Regions from separate parts of the Homo sapiens genome. Here region 1 is linked to region 2. A link is a loop called in an ENCODE intact Hi-C map of the cell type or tissue named here. Cell type or tissue: endothelial cell of umbilical vein. All regions are shown on one strand. Links, peaks and the distances in the headings refer to the core of each region. The heading gives the core; the rest is flanking DNA. Region 1 overlaps LOC107986081 (a long non-coding RNA gene). Region 2 has its middle 5.5 kb from the start of TOPAZ1.

What was found. Peaks named below come from ENCODE experiments on the same cell type or tissue, not always from the same donor. Only the 100,000 strongest peaks of a DNase experiment are listed, where the experiment ranks them.
Region 1: a loop joins it to region 2, with 15 times the contacts of the local background. A loop is called at or near these places in 1 of 110 quality-filtered maps.

Annotation. Positions count from the first base shown.
Region 1 is chr3:43,854,474-43,857,380 of GRCh38, reverse strand. LOC107986081 (a long non-coding RNA gene) reads left to right here. Exons shown (of 3, transcript XR_001740673.1): 2 at 2,578-2,684. Among named protein-coding and RNA genes, the nearest start is that of ABHD5, 160 kb to the right of the region's middle. RefSeq lists enhancers at 331-830, 831-1,332, 2,158-2,659. In endothelial cell of umbilical vein, for the core only: a CTCF peak has its summit at 1,536 (motif pointing left); a DNase peak (open chromatin) is centred at 1,520; H3K27me3 peaks cover 1,989 bases.
Region 2 is chr3:44,234,899-44,237,805 of GRCh38, reverse strand. No RefSeq gene overlaps it. Among named protein-coding and RNA genes, the nearest start is that of TOPAZ1, 5.5 kb to the left of the region's middle. In endothelial cell of umbilical vein, for the core only: a CTCF peak has its summit at 1,684 (motif pointing right); a DNase peak (open chromatin) is centred at 1,785; H3K27ac peaks cover 397 bases.

The DNA of each region.
Region 1 (2,907 bases), core at 244-2,743, 380 kb after region 2:
AGGAAGACTCAGTGACAGATGGCCCTGCCCCAGACTACCTGCCTCTCCATCTTAGGGGAGATGCGTGTCTGTCTATCCATCCATCCATCCATCCATCCATTCATCCATCCATTCATCTATTCATCCATCCATTCATTACTATCCATCTATTCATTCATCCATTATTTACTTAATAATTACCTATCAAACACCTACTAGGTGCCATTAGTTTAGATAGATAAATGATAGATAGATAGATAGTCACTGCTGAGTTTTTTATCTTTCTTTCCCACTGACACCCCACTGAGGGTAGGAAAAGTGTCTATCCCTCTGGGAACTGTTCCTCTGGCCCAGTGAGTGGTACTGGCAGTCACTACTATCAATGTGGTGCGAGGAGAGATGGTTGTGGGGAGAGGGTTATCCTAGAAGTCCCATGGACGCAGCAGCATCTAAACTTGACCTTGAAGGAAGCATGGGCTTGGGGTTGGTCACAGGGGATCGCCTGGACTATCTGTCCTGCCAAACCCTAGGATAGGAGGCAGGCAGGAGAGTGTCTGTGTTGAGGGTTGTGGGGGAGACGAGTCCAGCCAGGACGCCCTTAGAGAAAGCATCCCTTCCTCTCTCCATTTACCATCTGGAGTGATGGGCACACTCATTCAGTTGCCCCCTCACTTGCTCAGACACAGGCTGCAGTGTGAAGGGCTTCCTGGCTACTAAGCCTCTTTAGCCAAGTATCCCCTGCCCTCTGAGCTCAGAGCTCCCAAATTCGTGCTGTGCTTTCAAGAGCCTGATTCACCATCCCTGCAGGTGCTTCTGGCAGTCCCTGGAAGGCGTCTCAGTTGTGGCTCACACACAGCCCAGCTGGCCATCGAAACCCGTAGGTCTACAGTACGGTCCTCTTCTCGCACTCAGTCCTGCATCCTCTGTGCCCCCAGGTTCTGCCAGCCGCCATCACTTCCTGCTGTCTTCCATCCCTGCCTCTGCTCCAAGCTCTTATTTCTCAATCAGTTAGGAACCTGGCAGGAGTCAGAAACTTCTAGTTATTTGAGGAGAGACAATTTAATGCAAAGAATTGTTAGCTGTGGAATTGAAAAGATTTAAAAGAGTACTTGAAGTTAGAACAAAGGCAGCAGCTGTAGGCAGCAGCCACCATCTCTGGGGCTGGAGACAACAAAGGAAGAGGTTAGGATTGTTAAAAGATTTGGAAGTTTTGAGGAGGGACCTGGAAGATAACTGGGGGTGAGGCTGGAGAGGCAGTCAGCTGGTGTTCACATTTCCCAGCTCATGAGACCCAGAGCTCTGAGGAGGGGATGCTGGGCAGCTTGTACGATGTCTCTGGCCAGGGAGTGGTTGATACATCTCATTCTGCAAAATGGAAAGTGGAAAAACTGCAATGTGGATTCACCAGCTGCTTTTGGAAGGAGCTGCTGCTGCCAGGGAGAAGAAGCCTTGCTGGGTGCTGCTCACAGAAGCAAAAAGCAGGCAGGGTGGAGCCGGTCCCTGCTTCCTCCTCCAGCTTCCATTTTCTCTAGCACCCCCTAATGGCAGAGCCTGTCAGGGAGCCACTGGCAAAGGAGAGCCCTGGTTTGCAGAGTCCTGCCCAGCATGGCAGAACCCAGAGAAGAAGGGCTGAGTTACAGCCCAGAGATATAGCTTAATACCAGCACTCCAGATGCTGAGGTGGCACCCCAGAGCCCCAGGGCGACAAAGCCAGAGAGACCTATGATAGTAGGGAGGATGATCTCTCTTATTTTACCCAAAGAGCTGCTGTGGAGCTCTTTCATCTTTCAGTGCTACAAGTAGGACACAGAAATGGGTCCTTGAGGGTGGGTTTGAGGACAGATGCAGATGAGTGACACCAGGAGGAATGCAGAAATCTGTCCTCCCTTCTAGGGATGGAAGTTGTGTAACAGGGACAAGCTTGTAACAAAACTGAAACACCCTCTAGAGAGAAATCATCCTTAGAGGTAAATCGACTTCTAGAGGCACATTTGACCAATTTGCCTAGCTTTTTGGAACCCCAGCAGTGGACAGAGCTGAGAGTCAAGGTGGGCCCATACAGCCACAATGGTGCTGTGAGGCAGGCAGTCAAGGGCTGTCCTTCCATTTCTAGAGCTAAGGAAACTGAGGTCCAATGGAATCAGCTTGTCAGATAAGAGGGTGGTGTTAGCTAAAGTCCTGAGCTGTTAGCGTGTTGGTTACTTGATTAGCTGATCCTGGCAAAGGAAGATGAAGATCCTGCTGGGCTCCCCATCAATTAATGGGGCTAGGAGCTCAGGCCAGCCTACACGCATCAGACTCCATGGTAGTGCTGGCTCTCCATCAGCACAGCCCCAGGTCGGGAACCTGAGGGCATGGACAGGCGCATCCCGTAATGGGCTGCTAATTGCTCTGATTGCAACTCCAGGGCAGTGTTTCTGGAACGGCAGAACTCTGACAGAGGAGGAAATACCAGCAGAACATTTTTGATGAATAATTCAGTGAGCTGAAATGGGAAATGAGAAAGTTTTCTTTCCACTAAAGTTGAATTTGAAAAAAAGAAAAAGAAAAGAGAAAATAATAATAGCAGCAAAGCTGAGCATTCTGGTCTCCTCACAGGAAAACTTCTTTGCATAACCATGAAGGACTGCTCTCTATGATCCACTCACCCCATCCACAGGACAGAAGCAGCGGGAGGAGCATACTCAGGTCACCTGGAACCGATGGTAAATTTGATTTCATCCCTTCCACCTTCCCTTTCAAGCATTTATTCTATAAATATTAATTGGGCAACAACCCAAAGCCAAGCACTGTGCTGGGTGTTAGAGATTCTGTAGTGAAGAAAATAGATATTGTTCTTGTTCTCATGGAATGTGTGTGTGGGCAGGGGCGGGTATTCAGACATTAGATTGAAAGTAACACTAGCCAATGATCTACAATTTGATACTG
Region 2 (2,907 bases), core at 316-2,815:
GAGTTTTCCCACATTGCTTTCTGCCTTGAACTGCCTAGCAGACCACTGGTACATCTCCCCTGGGGCTCCATTTCTTGCTGGAGGGGCTCTCTGTGGGGGCAGCTTCGGCTATGTGCCTTGAGGTCCCTTTGCCGCTCCAGCCTAGAAGTGGTAGTTGCTTTCTGCTGTTATTAATATCTGGGCACCACAAACCTCATTTGATTTCTCAGTTCTTCTATCCCATTCTCTGAAGTACATGCCTGTTTTGTTGGGAGTGATGAGGTTCAGAACATGCTACCCCAAAATATGGCACCTTGGCATTTGAGAAAACAGCAGAAGCAAGGTCACTTTCACCCTCCCCTGCCCTTTTGCCCTGAAACAGGCCATAAAATCCAGCTGACTTTTTCCTGAAGTAGGCCATAGACCCTCATTCCAGAGGTGCCCTTCCTATTCCTGGAAGAAAGCAATATCCTTATCTCTGAAGACACAGGGACACAGAGAAGAACGTGAACAAACAAGTCTTGCTAAGCTCTCCCCAGTTTATTACCATTAGATCACACCCCCTTTGTCCAATTATACTTCTGTACAACTGTCCACTCTTTAAGCATAAAAATACGCAAGTTTCACCATTTCTTTGAGTCTTCATTTCTGAAGGCTCCTGTGTCATGTAAAACTTAAATTTGTGAGCTTTTCTCTTGTTAGTATGTTTTTATTATAGGTGCCTCAGTCATGTACCTAGTGATGATTATGAAAATAATTATCTTCTCCCCTATGGAAGGAAATATTTTTTCATCCTTCGATTTGGGTCCAGTGTTTGGGGGTCTGCAAATTAACTGACAGTAGACATATTAATAGGAGAAAAGACAAAATTTGTGTAGTCACTCTGGATCCTTTAGATGAAACGGCTACTCAATCAGCCAAAGATAGTTTATATATCCACTGAATAAGGAGAAAGGAGGGGGAGAAAGGGCTTCTATGGAAGAACGAGTGGAAAGTTTGGTTCAGATGAAGTTTAAGCAATTACTAATTCCATTGATAATAGTCTTTTTTTCCGGCTGTAAATCATTCAGAGAGGGAATTATGGTGGCTGGTATTTTCTGGGAGGTCCTGCTTAACTCAGCAAAAGAAGTTTAGATAAGGTCCGCCCGCCTCCTGCCCTCATGGCTGCTGTTTGTTCAGATGGTTTTAGCTTAAAATAATCTTTATGCCACTGAGGGGCATTTTAGATTCCTACAGTTTAAAATACTTAATTTCTTTTTTCCTGGTAAGAGAGCCCCCTCTGTAGCTAAAGGAAGCTGGAAGAAACAGTGTGAAAGCAAAGACTTGTTCAGTCACAGTGGCAGAAGATGTTCTTTCACTGTCTTGAAATTGGCGTTTAAATAATGCAAGAATAAATTTTGTGTTCTCCCAAAACATGGTCACTTATCTTTTCTGCTAAACATTCCCCACATTTTCTCCAAGTTTGGCTTCTTATTCAATTTCTGATTGTAAATCATCTGCCTAGGAATATTATCCAATCCAATGTTCAGCAGACAATAACATATCGGTATCTCTCAAATGTTAAAAAAAATTAGTGATCCTATTTTACCTTGGAGAAAAATGAAAGGTTTCAAAACCTGCCACTTGTCTCAAGTAATTTTACGTCTTGAAGTCCAGACTTCGGAATCTCAATTAACTTTGTATCCACTAGAGGGCCCCAGATCAGAGCCGCCAACGATGACTCACCCTCTTTCCTCAGGCTGCAGGAACTCCAGGCTCTTTAATCTTAAGAGCCTCTCTGATTGTGTCATTGAGTCGGAAGAACTCAATTACTCAATGTAATAAGTCCAAAATGGAACACAATAGGAATCTGTGAGCAGAATAGGACCTTGAAATAATCTAGTCTAACCTCTCCGTTTTGCTCCTGAGAGGCAAGAGCAGCTAAGTAATTTAAAAACGCGGTGAATTAATCATTTCCTAAGCGTTTCCTCTTGGTTGCTGCCTAGCCGCCTGTGCTTCCAAACTGACCATTCTCCAGGAGGCAAGAACCTCTGGTCTGAGAGAGACGGAAGCAAGCTTATTCTACTGCTTCTGCACCCGCCCCACACCTAAGAATGCCTAAGGTGGATGTGCCCATACTCTGGCATCTCTGGAAAGGATCTTGTAATATTTATCCCTCTCAAATTTTCAAGTTGGGGCCGGGTATGGCGGCTCAGGCTTGTAATCCCAGTACTTTGGGAGGCTAAGACGGGTAAATCACTTGAGGTCAAAAGTTCCAGACCAGCTTGGCCAACATGGTGAAACCCCATCTCTACTAAAAATATGAAAATTAGGCCGAGTGTGGTGGCTCACTCCTATAATCCCAGCACTTTGGGAGGCTGAGGCAGGTGGATCACTTGAGGTCAGGAGTTCGAGACCAGCCTGGCCAACATGGTGAAACCCCACCTCTATTAAAAATACAAAAATTAGCTGGGCATGGTGGTGCACGCCTGTAGTCCCAGCTACTAGGAAGGCTGAGGCAGGAGAATAGCTTGAATCTGGGAGACGGAGGTTGCAGTGAGCCGAGATGGCGCCACTGCACTCTAGCCTGGGCGACAGGGCGAGACTCCATCTCAAAAAAAAAAAAAAAAAAAATTCAAGTTGGATTAGGGCCATCATTTCAGTGTATTATTTTGTTTGTTTGTGGAGGAGTAAATAAAGCTAGAAAAGATGAGGTATGGGGTAGTGGGGTGTTCCAAAGAGTGGCGTGTTCCAAAGAGTGGTGTGTTCCAACAGGAGATCACAGAATGTTTGACCCTGAGGCCAGCCTCTTCTCAGGAGGGGCTGTATATTGAGCCAAAGTTCAGGGACCTGGAGGAAGGAGAGAAGCTGAACCAAAGTGTGAAACATGCATTTTGTTCCAATTGGTCAGTGGGGACAAGTAGTTCAGCTAATGATTTATGAAGCAGA